2 separate regions of the Homo sapiens genome follow, and region 1 is linked to region 2. Evidence: read pairs that join two places in POLR2A ChIA-PET (ENCODE). Cell type or tissue: Caco-2. All regions are shown on one strand. Each heading gives the region's core, and the rest is flanking DNA. Links, peaks and the distances in the headings are about the cores only. Region 1 overlaps LDB1 (LIM domain binding 1). Region 2 holds the start of LOC124902492 (a long non-coding RNA gene).

Region 1 (8,000 bases), core at 1-8,000, 210 kb before region 2:
GGCTGAGGGGGCCAGGGCCTGTCTGGGGCAGCATGTGGCTCAGAAGGGTTAAGGCAGGGAGGAGTAGGGGGAGGGGAGGAGGCAGCAGTGGTGGCGGCTGGGAGCCAGGAGAGGAGGATGGCAGAGCGCCAGGCCAACGGGAGGCCGGGCACAGACAAAGGAAGGGGGGCAGGCACACTGGAGGCCTGGGTCAGGGAGCCCCAGGGGCCCGGGCAGGGGGCAGTGCTGGTACCTCATCCTGTGGGCTGGGGCTGGCTGCTGTCCTTTGAGTCCCCACCTCCAGGAGGAGTACTTTCCCTCATCATCTTTGTCATTATTTGCTGCTCCCTCCACCTCACCACCAATTCTAAGGCCTTCTAACTCAGACTTGCTCTTTTTAGCTGGACCTGTTCTGCCCCTGTGCAACTGGGTAAATCTGGTCAGAGCAGAGAAAGGAGCAGACTTGCTAGAGAATAACTAGAAGGCCTGTTTTGAATGGTTTGCCAGTCGATACATCTTGGCATTTAGGGGCCCCTCCACCCCACAGCGAGACTGGAGGGCCCTTGTAGTCCCTCCTGTCTGAGGAGACAGGGTGGGTGTGGGGTTCTGAGCTCTGGGCTGGAGGCAAAAGCCAGAGCACATTTCCCCCTCCCCATGAGGACAGTGATTTGAGGCCTGGAGGGGGAAGGGAGTAGGAATGGCTGCAGGGCTTGGCTTGTATCTGGTGGGTTTAGAAGTGCAGGGTTCAACCCCCCCACCCCCCAGCCCACCCTGGTCATCCTGTCTCAGTGGGTTCTGTTAGGATCTCACTGTTAGGATATTTGGCCCTATGTGCTATGAGGATCTCTTGAGGTACTGCCTGTGAATGCACTTTGGAAAGTTTAAAGGCAGTGGGGGAGAAGTGGGACTACCCCAGAGTTAAGCTGTAAATTTGGGAGTCAGTGGGAGTGTCTTAAGTCCTGGTGATAGGCTGTATGTTGCAGGGTCTGGCTGAATGTTATAGATTTCAGTATGTTTGTGAAAGCTGGGGTTTATTCTATGGCCAGGCTGTGATGAGGAATGGTACGCAGGCTTCAGAGAGGGTGATTTATAGGTTAAGTCCTTGCATAATAAATGATCGGGGTGTGTATGTGATAGGCTGTCACAGGTTTAGGGGTTATAACACAGTTTTGGTGTGTGTATTGAGGTCAGGATGCGTGTCATAGGTCCCAGTGTGTATGACTTAGACTGTGTGTGTGTGTATATATCCAGGATTTGGGTATATTTAGGATTTGAGATATATCACAGGTTGATGGCCAGACGCGGTGGCTCACATCTGTAATACTAGCACTTTGGGAGGCCAAGGTGGGTGGATCACCTGAGGTCAGGCGTTCGAGACCAGCCTGGCCAACATAGTGAAACCTGTCTCTACTAAAAATACAAAAATTAGCTGGGTGTGGTGGCATGCACCTGTAATCTCAGCTACTCAGGAGGCTGAGGCAGGAGAATCGCTTGAACCCAGGAGCTGGAGGTTGCAGTGAGCCGAGATCGCGCCACTGCACTCCAGCCTAAGCAACAGAGCGAGACTCCGTCTTGGAAAAAAGATATATCACAGGTTGAAATGTGTATCAGGTAGTGATTTATGTGAAAGTGAGATGTGTTATTTATGTGGAAGATGTTCACAGAGCCAGGTGCAATATTACTGCACAGTTAACTAGTGAGTATGTCATAAGAAATCCTGTCCTTGGAGTTATGTGTGAATATAGTTGGGGGTAGGAGACAGGAAGTAGAGAAACAGACACTCAAATTGCAAAGAAGGAAATAGAAGGTTCGTGCTCCCCCTTCCCGTGTGTGTGTGTGTGTTTGTGTGTGTGTGTGTGTACTATGTATTTTCCTTTTCCTATTTGTCCACGAGTAAGGTCTGGCCCACTACCCAAGTTTTAGAAATATTCCCTCCTGCTACAACAAAATTACCTTAGGAAAAAAAATAGAAATATCTGCTCCCTTGGGATGCCCTGCTGGATGGGAGAACAGGTCCTATCCACTAACCACACGTTTTTTTTTCTGGGGTGGTGGGGAGGATTCAGCAGCAAACTAAGCTCCTTCTGGGGACCCTTGGATGGCCAAGTTGGCTTTCCCTAGCTCTGACAATGCCTCTTTCCCTGGCACCCACTTGTCTTCAGTGGTGGTGGGGAAGGGGGCTTCCTGTTAAGGGGGATCTAAGTCAAGGCTTGGAATTTAGCTGGGTTGGGGGCAGGGAAGCCTGGAGTGTCCCCCTTCCTCCAATCAGTGTTTACAGTCTGATGTCAGAATGTGTGTCTGTCAAAAATAACCCCCTGGAGCCTCTCCCCCCAGCTGCTCCAGGATTTCACCAGGGGAGCCCAGGCTGGCAGTCCGGGCCAGCCTTCAACCTGAGCGATCACAGGGGCGAGAAAGATTTGGGGGAGGTTTGGGAGGTGCTTTGAAGATCTTGGAGTCTGCAGAGAGGAGCCCGCCCTCCTCCATCTCTGCCAGTGGCTTTGGCCCACCTGCTCACTCCTGAGCACCGTGCCTGGGGCTCGGGGGAGGCGGGCTGCATTTCGTTCCTGGCCCCCACAGGCCTCTCCTCCATCCAGGTCTCTCCTGGCCCAATCTGATCCGTCCCCTGTCTCTCCCAGTCTCTGTCTCTCTTTTGTTTTTCTCAGCAGTCCCTCCGTCCCAGCCTCCCTCCCTCCCTTGCTCTTCCTCTTTCCTCTCAGGGAGGGGGCGGGGCCGGTGGGGGCAGCTCCACCCTCCGCCCGCCCTGGGGCCTCATTCTGAGAGAGGCTCGGAGAGAGCGAGCGGGGAGGGAGGGAGGCAGGGAGAGAAAGGGAGAAAGGCAGGCAGCCGGCGGGCGCTGCGTGTGTGTTTGAGTGTGCGAGTGTGAGTGAGTGTGAGTGCCGGGTCCTGCCTCTCCTGGTGCCCCCAGCAGAGGGGCCCGGTGGCCTGGGGAGGGCGGGCGGGCTGCTCGGAGGCAGAGGCAGCAAGAGGCGGCGGCGGGGAGAGCCGAGAAGGAGGAGGAGGAGAGAGGAAAGAGCGGAGCAGCCATTGTTGAGGGAAACCTTGCAAACAAAGAAGGCTCCGGACTCCCCGCGGCCCCCCGCCCCCCAGGCCGGCCCCCTGGCCCCCGGCCCCCGGCCCAGTGGCCATTGTAACTTTCCCCCGGGACAGCGGCCGCCGCGGGGCGGGCCGAGGCAGTGCGTGCGAGTCTTTGTGCGGCCGGCGGACTGGAGCTCCCAGTCGGGCCTGCCCGTCCCACTCGGGACATGAGCTGCTGAAGTTGTCCCCCCGTCAGCCCTCACCCCTGCCAGGACTCCTCTGGGCTTGCAGTCGCTCCCCCGTACCTCTCCTGGCCCCCTCAGTTCTCCCAGGTAAGTCTGGGCACCCTGCGAGCCTGTTGGGGGTGGGCGGAAGGCCCTCAGCCCGGCCCGGGCCTGATCTGCGGGCTGGGGGAGAGGTGCCCCAGCCCAGAGCCGCCGGGGCGCTCAGGCCTGCTGACCTGTGGCCAGTCCCTAAAGGGAGGAGGCCTGCCCTCGAGTCAGCCTGGTTACCATGGCAATACCCAGCTGGAGGTGCCCCCCTCAGCCCCGGGATGCAGCTTCCACCCTGAGAAAACTTTACTAGTTCTGGGCTCTTCTCTCCCCCTTCCTAAAGGCTTCCAATTTGCTAGAGGTGGGAGGGGGGCTATGGCTGACTCCAGGGCTGGATGACACATCTCCTCCGTCCCCCCACCTTGCTGCCTCTACTCCTGCTGCTGGGGACAGGCAGCAACAGGGACAGATGGTCTGGGTGATGTCCCTCCCCTTCTCTACTCACTCCCAAGCCCTTGTGCTGGAGCCACTGGGAGTTGTGGCTCTGGAGAGATGCTGAGTTTGTGTCCATTCACTGGAGGTGTAAATAGAGGCCCAGAGCTTTGGGCTCTAGCTCCTCAGAGCTATTTACCCAGGCCTAGACAATGCCTGTTCATTCTCTAGAGAGAGAAATGGAGGCTCTGAGAGTTTTTTTTTTTTTTTTTTTACAAAATTGGAGAGAAACCCAGGCGTCCTGCCTCCTGTCTCTTCAGGTTCTTGAGCTAACACATTTCAAGTGGCCCGGAAACTGAGGAGGCAGGGGTGGTTAAGCTATGGGAGAAAGGATGGCCTAGTTGGGGGATGAGGGCCAGGTCTGAGAATCTACTCTTGGGTTTATTGCCCAGGCCTGGCCTCTGGTGGGCTGTGTGAGTTTGGGCTTCCTGTGTGGCCTTAGTCTGCCTGTCTGTGGATTGGGGAGACTTGGTGGCTGGGTGGGGACTGTCTTTCTGGAGACACAGGCTCAGTCCAGACTGGCATGTGAAGGCTGTGTGTGCTGTTCTTGGAGCATATGGATGTGGCCCGTGAGAGCTCGTGCATGGGGTGAGGGCCTGTTGCGGGCATCTGAATCTGCCTGGGGCTGCTGGGTTCCAGCCCTTGATAGGCATGTTAGGGCGAGCTGAGGGTGAAAGCCTGCTAGGCAGGATGAGGCACACGTGTGTGCAGGCACACACAGGCTCTGACTTGGCATCTTCAGAGACTGTGCAGTCTGGGACCCTCCTTTTGCCTGCATTGTGAGGACAGGGCTCTGGGGAGAGAATTAAATGACACATGTTGGCACAGGGTCTTCTTTTGTCTCTTCCCCCCAAAGAAACAAAATAGGTTTTGTATCTAAGTTGGGGAGGAGATCTAGATACAGCCAATCTAGCTACCCTTCCAAATGCAGTCGAGTTTTAGGGACCCAAGGAAGCAAATGTGATTGGAGTCAGATGAACTTTTGGGCCTGTGCCTCAGTTTCCCCTCCTATCTGGTGAGAAGGGGAAACAGAGTTGCAGGGGTACCTGGCTCATACCCAACTATGAATTTAACACTTTTTCCAGTCAGAAAACAGTATTCCAGGAACTGTTTGCTGTTAGGTGAGGTGAGAGAGAGGACATGTGCACATCACAGATACACACTAGTGAGACCCCTGTCTAGTGACCACTTGCCCCTAGACTGAGGAACATAGGCTTCTTCCCAGACCACCTACTTCTCAATTGTAGGTAGAGTGGGATGCAAAGGAGGCTCATCTGCCTGCTTCCCCGACTCCCAAGTCTCAGAAGAGAAAAGGGGTTGAGGCTTTGGGTTTCTGGTTTGGAGACAATACTGTCTACCCTTGGGGGCGGGGGTGGGGGCTGGGCTGATAAGGGAGTGGCCGTTAGTGGGGAGGCAGAAGGCCCAACTGGTTATCTGGTAGGCCACACCCAACAGGCACCCACCCCCATTTATCTTTCCATCCCTTGCCCTCCTGAGACCCTGAGGGTGGAGGAAGGGCAGAGTTTGAAAATCCTCCCTTTTCCTCCCCCACTTTGGTCTCTAGAGGGCAATAGAGGGGTCAGATGGTAGAAAGAGTATAGGATGTGGGAATCAGAAGATCCAAGCTCAAGTCCTAGCTTTGACAGTTACTAGCTTTATGATCTTGGCAAGGTCCTTTGAGCCCTCAGTTGCCTCATCTGTAAAATGGGAATGTTATGGTCAGCCCTGCTACCTCATAAGGTTGTTTTGATGATTGAGTGAAAGTATGTAGATTAAAAGGGGGTTTATCAATATTAGATTCTAATGATTGGATATTTATTTATTCTGTAATCATTCTTCCCAGCTTCAATTCCTCTTCTGTCATCTAGGACTCAGCCAAATGAAGAAATGGGATCTTGGGTATGCGCTGGGATTAGGGTGGACTACTCTTGTTTCTTAATGAAATAAGATTGGAGCCAGAATTAGAAGGAGAGACAGGTGCTCCCTAGAGTAGCCCCCTCCCCTAGTCCACCACTCTCTTATAATCAGGCCAGGGAGCTCCATAAGACCGTCCCTATCCACACAGTCTAGCAGGATTATCGGACAGCTCCCAAGAGGGGGTCAGGGGACTCCTTTTTCTTTTTGAGACAGGGTCTCACTCTGTTGTCCAGGCTGGAGTGCAGTGGTATGATCTCCGCTCACTTCAGTGTTGACCTCCCAGGCTCAAGTGATCCTCCTGCCTCAGCCTCCCAAGTAGCTGGAACCACAGGCATGCACCACCACACCCGGCCAACTTTTCAATTATTTTTAGAGACGAGGTCTCGCTATGTTGCCTAGGCTGGTCCCTGCAGCCTCGACCTCCTGTGCTCAATCAATCTTCTTGCCTTGGACTCCCAAAGTGCTAGATTACAGATGTGAGCCACCGCGCCCAGCTATGACTCCTTTCTTTCTCGTCTAGGTTGTTCCTCAAAGTCATTCAAGCTGTACTCGCCGAAGGAGCCCCCGAACGGCAACGCCTTTCCCCCCTTCCATCCCGGCACCATGCTGGATAGGGATGTGGGGTAAGTGAGTCTCTTGGCCACTTCCTAACCCTTCTCCAGGTGGGATCCTGCCTGGAAAGGGGAGGGAGTAGCCCCCTGCCCCCAATAATTCCTATCTTCAACCCCCATTCTCATAGCCTCTTCCTTTACACAGCCCAACTCCCATGTATCCGCCTACATACCTGGAGCCAGGGATTGGGTAAGTGGAGTCCAGTGGGGAAGAAGGTGCTTTCCACTGGGTGAAGGCCGAGGTAGGGGGTGGAGGGGGCAGGCTCCGCTCCTACTGACCTCTCTCCTTCACTTCCTCCAGGAGGCACACACCATATGGCAACCAAACTGACTACAGAATATTTGAGCTTAACAAACGGCTTCAGAACTGGACAGAGGTATGGCCAAGGGAAAAGGGGCTGGGAGCAGGAGGGCCATCTGGGCACCCTATGGGATATCTTATGACACATGAACACCCGTTACCATGCTCCCTAGGAGTGTGACAATCTCTGGTGGGATGCATTCACGACTGAGTTCTTTGAGGATGATGCCATGTTGACCATCACTTTCTGCCTGGAGGATGGACCAAAGAGATATAGTAAGTGGCCTCTGGGGTCTTGCTATGAGGGTGTATACCTCCTATGTCGTTCTAAGGTCTAGAAGTGGGTCTGGGAGTGCCAGGGGATATCTAGATTGGTAGGGGAGGCATCTGCCTGGCCCCTTTTGCGGTCCCTTTGTCCTGAAGAGTTTGTCCCATCTCTACAGCCATTGGCCGGACCCTGATCCCACGCTACTTCCGCAGCATCTTTGAGGGGGGTGCTACGGAGCTGTACTATGTTCTTAAGCACCCCAAGGAGGCATTCCACAGCAACTTTGTGTCCCTCGACTGTGACCAGGGCAGCATGGTGACCCAGCATGGCAAGCCCATGTTCACCCAGGTCAGCAACCCAGCTGGATGTGGAACACCATGGCACCTGGGTTTGATTCCCATCCTCTCTCCCAGTGTATACTCACAGCTGTTCCCCAGGGAGGCATAATGTGAACTGGCAAAATAAGAAGGGCGGGTAGGCATGTTGCAACCGTCAGCAAACATGTATTGTGTTTGTATGGGATAGTTTTCTGGGCCCCAAGGCTACACGAGTGAACAAGAGTCTGCCCTCATATAGCTTAGAGCAGGTGGGTGTATCACTAGCCACATGGGGAGAGGACAAGGATCTGTTAAGCTTTTCTACTGTGTGTCTGTGTGTGTAAGGGCCAGGTATATGGGTGGGGGGTACTGTGACATTTATGCACCCAGATTTAATGTGCAGGTGACAAAAGTGTATGCAATGGGAGAGTTGTAAGCAAATGGGAGACTGTAATAGACATACCTTCAGGTATGGTATGTGGGGAGGGGGCAGGGTTCTGACAAGCCTGTCCCCAGGTGTGTGTGGAGGGCCGGTTGTACCTGGAGTTCATGTTTGACGACATGATGCGGATAAAGACGTGGCACTTCAGCATCCGGCAGCACCGAGAGCTCATCCCCCGCAGCATCCTTGCCATGCATGTGAGTCGTGGGCAGGACCCAGGATGCAAGAGTGAAGGCAGGCGGGGGAAGGGTGGAACAAGGTCTGCCATTTCCCGACTGACTACTTAGACAGAGGGTTAGGGTTTCTTCATCTGAACAGCAGGTTTAATAAGAGACTATCCTCTCTCAGGAGTGTCACAATGCTCA
Region 2 (9,864 bases), core at 701-8,700:
TTTTTTTCATTTAAATTAATAAAATTTAAAATTCAGTTCTTTAGTTGCACTGGCCATGTTTCAGATGCTTAGGAGCTACATGTGGCTGGTGGCTACAGGACGGGTCTAGAGGAAGATCAGATATGATGGGTTGGCTAAAAATTCCTTACACTGTAAGGCAAGGGATGAGGATGGTTGACTTGTTACTGCAGGGCTTGAAGTGCGGCATGGGAGCTGGGTTTAGCCTGGTTTCTATAGCCACTATTTTCCTATACTTGATTTCTAAAAATAGAGAAATCAACACATTGTTTTATTAGGATACTACCTTGGGTTTTAACCTTGCATTTTCCAAGATCGGTTACTGCTGAAAAACAGGCCTGACTCTGGTAGTATAATAGATTCCCAGCTATTTCTGTGTACCACTAGGATGAAACTGTGGAATCAAAACTATTATCCCGGCCCAGCACGGTGGCTCACGCCTGTAATCCCGGCACTTTGGGAGGCTGAGGCGGGTGGATCATTTGAGGTCAGGAGTTCGAGACCAGCCTGGCTGAAATGGAGTAATCCTGTCTCTACTAAAAATACAAAAAAATGAGCTGGGTGTGGTGGCGCATGCCTGTAATCCCAGCTACTCAGAGGCTGAGGCATGAGAATCACTTGAACCCAGGCGGCGGAGGTTGCAGTGAGCTGAGATTGCACCACTGCACTCCAGCCTGGGCGACAGAGTGAGACCCTGTCTCAAAAAAAAAAAAAAACAAAAACAAAGACAAAAACAGTTATCCCAGTTCCTGAGCTTCTATTCACACTTTGTTGAAATTAGGAAGAAAATGAAGATATATTATATATTCACTATAACTTCTCAGTAAATACTTTTCTTTTGCTTAAAAAATACCTTTCCATAGATCTAGAAGAGCAAGGAGTTCAAAATATAAGCAAATTATATCTATAAATGTATCTAAATAGGAACTTAAAGGAACCAAAGCTTGTTACCTTTGTCAAACAGGATGTCAGGTCGTCTCCCCGTTGGTAGACATTTAAAGCACCAGTTTGGTAGCTCTCTGAAGACTAGTGTTACGAAACTGTCTTCTTTCATCCCTGCTTGTTCCATCTTAAACTGAAGGCTTTAGTCTAGACAGGTGGAAAGTCAGATATAGAATTAGTTCAAGGGGAGGGTACCTTGTATCATGGGGCATGTAAGTGACTGTTTTTTTCCTAGAATAGAGAAACTGGTGTTAACTGGTAGGAAGTGCTGTTTATTTTGCCCTTAACTGTTTTGAAGCTACATATCTGATTCTTCACAGCTGCCTAGGTGAACAGGCTTCACAGTTTTTACTACCAGCATGGTCTTGCCTCTTGAACGTCATTCCCTACCCAGAGGTCCCACAAGTACTTCAGACTTGACATTCCAAAGAAAATGCCTTATTGCCCTACCCCTACAATTTAAGAACTTTTCTCTCCTATGTTTACCTTCCCAATTAATGGTGTCATCATCTGTTTAGTTGCCTAAAGTAGAAATCTCAGTTACTTTAAATTCTCTGTCTGCTACCCAGTCAGTAGGTTCTTTCAACCCTGCCTTCTAAATATCTCTCAAGTAAATTCTTCTTCCCCAATGCTACAACCACTATTTTATTTCAAGGTCTCATAATCTCTCATGTTATAAGAGCCTCCTAACTGTTCTTTTTGCCTTCAGACTTTTTCTTATAGCAGCCACTATTCAATTTGTTCAGTCACAAGTTGGATTTCAGAAGCATAGGTCTTTACACTGCTGGTGGGAGTATATGTTAGCAGCATCACTTTGAGGGCAGTTTGGCAACAGCTAATAAAGTCAAAGTTGCCCAAACCTTATGACCCAGTAACTTCACCCCTAGGTACATTTCCTTGAGAAACTTTCTCAAACAAGGATGTATAAACAACAACGTTGATTGCAGTATTAATCCAAAATAAATACCAAAAGAAAAAACAAAAGGAAACCAGTTACATTTCTATGAACAGGAAAATGGATTGTGGTATATTTATACAATGAAATGTGATACAACACTGAAGATGGACTAGAGCTAAACAAATCAGAATAAGTCTCACAAATATAATATTCATTAAAAAGTAAGGTGCAGAATGTAACATGTACGTAACATTTAAGAACACAAAGTGATATGTTATTTAGAGACACGTTTGTATTTAGTAAAAGGATAAACACTCTGTATAAGAATGATACTCCGGGAAAAGACGGACAGACAATCAAAAAGGGGTTCATGGAGGGTTTGAAAGGTAGTTATAATTCTTTCTACAATTAGATGGTAGGTATATAAGCATTCAGCGTATTCTTTTTTGCACCTTTTTGTACATCTGAAATATTTCATTAGGAAACCACCAGATTTTAAGTCTTGCTTGATTCTTCATCATTGATAGGGATAGGATAATGTCCAGACCTTTTTGCATGACATTTGATCCCAACCTACCTTTCTAGCCTTATTTGTTGTCACTCTCCCATCTATCCTAAGATCTGTCCCAATTAGACTTGGCCATAGAGTCTCAAATTTCATACCTCTGCACATGCTTTTACCTAGAATGTCTTCCCTCTTCACTTTTCACCTACCAAAATTCTGTTTATGCTTCAAAATCTAGCCCAGATGTAACCTTCCTTGAAAGCTTCCTGGATTCTTTGAGAGAGAATGATTCACACCTGCATTGCCAAAGGGTTTTGTACATTTCTCTCTTGTAGCATTTATCACATTGTGGTATGGTTGTTTACATGTCTGTCCATCACTAAATGGACAGAGACCATGACTTTTTTACTTCCGTAATTCCTGCCCCAGCACAATCCAATATGTTACGATAAGTGTTGAGTGAATGGGTGGATAGCAGAATGAATGATTTAATCTTCCAAGGCCTTTACATTGCCATCATTGTCTTCCAGAATCATCACCTGACCTGAGGTCTTAAGCTACAGAAATGGATATTGAGATGCCTAAGAAGTCCTATAGGACTTTGCTTCTGATTGTGTTTCCCAAATGTGTCTGTGGAGCCCCGTTATAAAAGTCTGCTTCAGATCTTAACAGACAATAGGAAATATAGTCTTAATAGCTCCTGGATTAATCCAGTATAGCCAGGAAGTATGCTTTGAAATTGTTAGAGTCCCTTTCTCAGTGATGAACTGAGTTGTTTTTTCTTTCTTTCTTTTTTTTTTTTTTTTGAGATGGAGTCTCTCTCTGTCCCCAGGCTGGAGTGCAGTGGCGTGATCTTGGCTCACTGCAACCTCTGCCTCCCGAGTTCAAGTGATTCTCCTGCCTCAGCCTCCTGAGTAGCTGGGACTACAGGTGCACACCACCACACCCAGCTAATTTTTGTATTTTTAGTAGAGACAGGGTTTTACCATGTTGGCCAGGCTGGTCTCAATCTCCCGACCTCGTAATCTGCCTGCCTCGGCCTCCCAAAGTGCTGGGATTACAGGCATGAGCCACCATGCCCAGCCAACTGAGTTTTTTTTTTTTAATCCCAACACTGTAGAATTTACTGACTTCCAATTCCCTCCAGAGTAACAGGAAGACGGCCGAAAGGCTTTAATTATCCAAAATGGGGCTTTGAGACAACTAAAGCCACTTTGAAGTAAATTATTGATAGCATTATGCATTGTTTTTCTTTCTTTTTTTAAGTAACAAGTCAAAGTAATTAGTGCTATTTTTATCTTTGCAGATTCACTGAATTATAAGGGATTTTAAGGCTGCCTTAAAAAAAACTCCTCACTGGCTGAGTGCTGTGTTGCTGTCATTTATGTAAGCTAGAGGCCCTGCTGAGGGAATGTGTGTGTGTTCTGGGGCTGTTTCACATGCCACTGGTGTAGGTGTTTGGACGCCTTACTGCTCTTGGCGGTAAGGTGTTTGCTCAGGCTCTTCGTGGCATTAAAGGTTCTCTTCTGTGTTTCTCACTGAGGACCTTCCCAAATGTATATTATTAATCTTATAAGCCAAAAGAGAACCAAGGACACTCTTATAACAGGCAGCTGCAAAGCCAAGCCATTTAGTGTCGTCAGTGTGGTTTGGTGGAGATCAGAGACTGGAGGCTTCAGTGTGGCTTTAAGTGGAACAGCTGCATCACCAGCTGGAGACTGACAGCCGCAGAGGGCGGGCACGGCACAGCTGAGATCCATCTACTCCCATGGGAGCCTGAAAGACCTGCCTCCAACTTAGAAAACTGCTTTGTGTTTACAGTTAGTTTAGGGGAGAAGAGGTAGAGAACCTGCCCTGGCCTGTCTCCATGAGCATCTTTGAGTCAGTACTGAGCAAACAGGTGTAAACAGGACCCCAACAGGCAGAGGTCTTGTGGCTTTCACAAAAGTTGTCCTGCTTCCCCTTAGATGGAAAATATTTAAAATGAGACACTGGGAAAGGAAGCTATAACTTTTATCTTTAGTTTACTGGAAAAATTTGACTATTTGTTGAAGGCATGAACCTAATTTTTAACTAGTAAGGTTTCTTTTGTTTGATTTAGTAAAAGTTCGGTATCAGTCTCCTTCCCTGTAAGAAAATGTGCCCACACATTCTCACCTTTCCTTGCCTAATTATAAACTAATTCATATTTTGAGACTCTGCTCAAGCACCCTGTCCTTCAGAATGTCCTTTCTAAGCCTGCAGGTTGGGCTAAGCACCCCTCCTCTGTGCTTCCATGATACCTTTTGTCTACTCTTTGTCTGCCTTAGCCTTTACCACATCATAATGAAATTATCTGTCTGTCGTGTGTGTCTTTTCCATTTATGAACTCCTTGATCTCTGGGATTTATTTTATTCACAACCTTCATTGCCTAGCGTAGTGCCTGCACATGATAGGTATTCATATGTTTGTCAAACAAACTGAATTATCAAGAGTCACTGGCAGTGCTGGCAAACCTTTAGCTTCAGATACTGTAGAACTTCCTTCTAGGGACAGAGATTCCTTGACTATATGAGAAAGCAGTCAATTTGCAGAGTAAGAGAGGAGAAAATATAGAAGTTCTGTTTCTAAAACAGTGCTTATAGCATAAACAAAGTTCTTTAATTACTTTAAAACTAAATTTCTCCTTTTGGTAGCGTCACCTTTCAGGAGGAAGAAAACTTACTGCTCTTTCTGGTATATTGAAGAGATGGCAGCTAATAACCTCTTTGTGAGCATAAAACAATTATACCAGCCTCCTGTGGAGACAATCTGCCAGAGCCAACCGCCTCACCCTCCGCATGGGCTTCATTTTCTTACTCTGGAATCTCATCGACTCTCCCCTAAAGACCTTCATCTTGTTGCACTATTATGATGAATGTTTGGAGCTGGCTCTCACCCCCTGCTTTACTAGCTATTACTGGAGGTGCCGTCAAAGAATCAGGCCCCAAATTTATCCTCCCATTAAGTCCTCTCCTGGGCAGCGCTGCTTGGTTCTGAGTAGCAGTCATCTAGTTTCCCCTCCTTTTCCCACCTCCCGCTGCCTTTGAATGTAAGGAAACTGCAGGCCCTGTTGCAGACAAAGAGCTGTGGTAGAAAGTAAGGTTGCAAATCACTTTCTACCACAGCTCTTTGTTTGCTCTTGTTCTAGACCTGAAGAGAAGTGCGCACGTATGAGTGCCTGTGCGTGCATCTGCTGTGAGACCTCCAACATCATTTTCTGTCACAAGCCCAGCCCAGAAGTGCCACAAGTGACATTTCTTCAGTTGGTTGGTTGTATCTGTCTCCCAGCAATGTCTTTAGGATTTCTTCTCCATAATAAGTTAGAGATGTATCGGTTTCTGGACACAGGGACCTTACCTACTTCTGTCTATTCATATCTGTTCCTCTGAGTAATAGACATATGGTCTTTGGCTTTTTAAACTAGTTATATGATTTTTTGAATTTGTCTCACAGCTACTCTTAACAGCCTTCCCCTTGTGAGAGTTTCTGTTGAATAAAAGCTTTCTGGGTCTCTGATGTAGTTGGTTGGCATTTGGTCAATTTGGGGCTTTCATTTTGACTCTCAAAATTATTTGCAGAAAGAAATAGGGCCAAAAGGTGCTTCAAGTGCCATTTGTAAATCTTAGGATAATTGATAAGTATTCATTTATTCTAGCAAGCAGTGGATTTTGTTAAATAATAGATACTGATTAGGTCTCAACAAATCTGACCCTGTTAGCTTTGGTGCTAACTCATTAATAAAGCTGATGTTGAGGCTGCCATTAACATTAGAAAAGCGATGTTCCCTAGTAATATTTCTTTCCTTGAGGAGAAACTATTTTGCAATGAAGTTTTAACTTCTTCCCTTTTCAGAGAGACTATCAACTTCACTTAGGCAGAACGGTTCAATACTTTGGGCAGCTTGTTTATTCTTTATTTACTTCTTGATTTACCAAACTATCCCATTTTCTTTACCTCACTGACATAACTGCTACCCAGCCCCCCTGCTTTCTCCCATCCTCTCTACCTCTCAAGCCTCCCTTCTGTAGCCAACCCTACCACCTGCCACAGTATCCACACCCAGGCTTCTTATAGGAAGCCATCTCTGTGAGGGTCTGTCTGAAAGCAACATAAGTCAGTGCTGGAGCAGGTGAAAGCAGCCTGCTTTTTCAGAGCTGACGAGAAGGGCGAAGCTCTCTGTCACAGTGGGTGGGTGAGCAGCTAGGGCCGAGTAACGCCACGTCTCAGTGGTTAGCACCTGCAGGCTCAGAGCTGACAGTGCACTGTAATAAGATTCATCTTTGTTCACTTAACTGATGTGGGCTTTATGGTAAATGTTCGTTTGCTTAATTACTTTGGCAGACTTGCTGATTGCCTTTCCTGAGGAGTTCTAAAAGGTCCCCCTGGGATGGAGTATAAGCCTGTTTCCGTGTCTTTTAATTTCATTCTTTTCCTGGAGTACTTGAAAACCAGTACGTGATCCATATGGCCCACCCTCTCATCTCTCCTGTATGTGAACATCAGGACCACTGCTATCTAGTATGGAATCCATATGGCCCACACTGGACCACTGGGAAATCTTGACAGGTTTCTTCCTCCTTTGTGCACATGAGATCCTCCTCCTCCACCACTGAGGTATTATGTATGGCTCATCTAGTCTAGTTTAGGATTCATATGCCTCTTTTTCTCTAACTGGCATGGGATCCACAGAATATTTCCCTCCTTCCTCAGTCTAGCATGTGATCCACTAAAATAATTTCCCTTTATTTTTAGAGACAGGGTCTTGCTCTGTTGCCCAGGCTGGAGTACAGTGGCATGATCACAGCTCACTGTAACCTCAAACTCCTGGGTTCAAGCAATTCTCATGCCTCATCCTCATGAATGGCTAGGGCTATAGGTGTGCACATTATGCTGGCTAATTTAAAAAAAATTTTTTGTAGATATGGGGGTCTCACTATGTTGCCCAAGCTGCTCTTGAACTCCTGGCCTCAAGCAGTTCTCCCACCTGGGCGTCCCAAAGTGTTGGGATTACAGGCATAAGCCACTGTGACCAGCCAATTCGCCTTTATTTTTGAAGTGACGGGAAAAGAAGACTAGTCAATTGCTCATTTTCTTGCTCTCCCATGCTTAAAATTTAAGTGTCTTATAATAAATTGATTAATTGGGCTAATGGGAATGAGGTGTAATTAAAATATTTCAGGTTTTTGTCTCATGCCAGTTTTTAAAAAGTTCTTAATTCATATTCAAGAGATTGGAATGTTCACCATTAATCAAAATTAGATCAGTTTTGGGGGTTTTGAGCTTATCTCCAGTGCTTCAGAATTCCTCTTAGGTATGTGTTAGGATTTTCTTATGTTCTGAAAAGGGACAGAACATCTAATACACATTTTCTTATAGGCCATTTTGTTCCTTTATATTCATTTGGCATTTCTGAGCGTGTAGAGGAGCCTTGCTTCTGGAAATAGGAAATCCAGGAAAAGGGAAATAGGAAAACCAATTCCAAAGATTATTAGAGGTTTTCATTCTGTAGCCCCAGGAACTCTGCCAGTAACTTCGGACCTGCCACTAGAGAACAGAGTAAGGTAGTCAGAAGCACAGAGTGATGGATCTGAGCAACGATAGGATAATCTTATAGGTGTTTTATGTTTAGGAAAGTTTTGGAGCCTCTTTTCATTTATTGAAAGATTTAATAAAAAGTAGACATAAGGGGAATGGATTAAGTGATGATGCCTTTTATGGAAATGTAGATGGTCCATTTGACTTTTGTGGTTCTTTCAACACTTGTGGTTCATTCTTCTCCATTTACATTGGATCATTGGGTAAAGTAAGCAACTAGATGCACTGGTCAGTAGTTTATCCTTCTTGCTGGTTGTCAAAATGCCTTTTATACTAACTAAGGTTCCATTTTTGTGTCTTTGGTCCTGAAAAGAATGGCCACAGGGACAGTAGTATAATTTATGGAGGGAAATAATTGTCCTGAAAGGGTTAAGACCTAAACCTTAGGGGGTAAGTTAGAAGGATAATCCTAACAGGTCAGTTGCTGATGTTTTGATTAGATAGTTTCAAAGTGAAAAGGTTAGAAGGTATTCTTACTTGAGGTTTTATTTTGTTTAATGTTAATCAGCAGAGTCTTTGAGGCTTGTAATGCACTTCTGTTAACAGGCATCAAGGGAAATTGCTTTTTTTGTTGTTGGTGATTTGGGTGGGCTGAAGATTCATTGACTCCATGAAGAAGGAAGCTTAGTACTGCATGAAATGGGAGTCTGTGAGGCAATTCTGAAGGTGAAAGAAATGTTAGTTTAAAATTAAATAACTCAACCTCAGATGAACCATTTTAACTACTGCCACATACACTCAGTCATACCTTTACCCCTTCTCAAAAGCCAGTATTTTACCTGTATGCCTGAAGGTTTCCCAGGTAAAAGCAATTACGAATATGATGGTTTTCTTGTCTTTAATCTCAGATACCTGAGAACATACTCTGTAGTATATTGCATAGTAGTATATCACTGGACTGGTCTAGGAAAAGGGAAGCTGCCTTGGGGGAAAAAAAATTCCTTAGGGCTAGTTAGATGGTATACAGGAAAACAGAGAGGAAAGTTTTGGAAGTGAAATTCAACCAAAGAAACTACTACTCAGAGAGGTTGGTCTCTTGCCCAAAGTCACACAGTTAATAAGTGGAGGAATCCAGATTTTTTCAAATCTCCTTTCTCTAAAGCCTTGCTGTTTTCTGTATGAACCATGTTGTTCGGGGAAGCAATGGTATTTTAACTGGGCCTTCAAGGAAAAAGATGACTTAGGCTTTTTAGTGGTGATAACATTCTATGTGAAGAGATCCAGGTAAACAAAAGCAAGACATCCAGGTGTAAATATTTAGTAAGCATTTGAAAATACAGGGCTACAGCTCTTAATGAGGTTGGAGCTTAAGATCCAAATTTTTTACTAAGCTTGAGAAATTCACCCACAATCAGACTCGTTAATGTAAATCTGGTAGTCTTATAAGAGTAGTTTTAGGGTGAAACCTTCAAGAATCTTCATATACATACATATATGTGTGTGTGTGTGTGCGCGTGTGCGCGTATTGAGTATAACAGTTATGTTTCCTCCTTCCTTGGAATGAGAGTTACAAAAACAACTTTTGCTTGTTTTTCCCTGTTCTGCCTGAAAGATGTACATAGCAGCTTTTAGAGATAGCCTGCTTCCTTCAGGTATCTCAGTAATGAAACAATCGCCATGTTCTGAGCTTCTGAATGAAACTATTTATTTATTGTTTCATTAAAGACTCGTAGATGCTTCTGTCCATGGGAGATTGCATTTTGGAGGATTTGCTTTAGCTTTATATTGGATATGAGGAGGAATCCACATTTTCTTTTTCTTCTTCTTTTTTTTTTATTTCTTAAGACTGGGTCTTGCTCTGTCACCCAGGCTAGGGAGCGCAGTGGTGTGATCATGGTTCCCTGCAGCCTTGACATCCCTGGCTCAAATCATCCTCCCATCTCA

Evidence for each region. Peaks named below come from ENCODE experiments on the same cell type or tissue, not always from the same donor. Only the 100,000 strongest peaks of a DNase experiment are listed, where the experiment ranks them.
Region 1: POLR2A ChIA-PET joins it to region 2 with 12 read pairs; 5 of 35 experiments call an interaction of 5 or more read pairs at or near these places.

The regions. Positions count from the first base shown.
Region 1 is chr10:102,109,753-102,117,752 of GRCh38, reverse strand. LDB1 (LIM domain binding 1) reads left to right here. Exons shown (of 11, transcript NM_001113407.3): 2 at 6,217-6,319; 3 at 6,453-6,497; 4 at 6,609-6,684; 5 at 6,782-6,884; 6 at 7,052-7,224; 7 at 7,710-7,832. Among named protein-coding and RNA genes, the nearest start is that of LDB1, 6.6 kb to the left of the region's middle. RefSeq lists silencers at 79-318, 2,620-2,829, 2,940-3,089, 3,110-3,259, 3,310-3,399 and enhancers at 1-609, 6,295-7,494. In Caco-2, for the core only: no CTCF peak of the experiment used is centred there; DNase peaks (open chromatin) are centred at 2,752 and 3,516; H3K4me3 peaks cover 2,089 bases.
Region 2 is chr10:101,898,256-101,908,119 of GRCh38, reverse strand. All of the region lies in intron 23 of ARMH3 (armadillo like helical domain containing 3), which reads left to right. LOC124902492 (a long non-coding RNA gene) reads right to left here and starts at 3,474. Exons shown (of 2, transcript XR_007062269.1): 1 at 970-3,474. RefSeq lists enhancers at 4,991-5,654, 5,654-5,813. In Caco-2, for the core only: no CTCF peak of the experiment used is centred there; no DNase peak of the experiment used is centred there.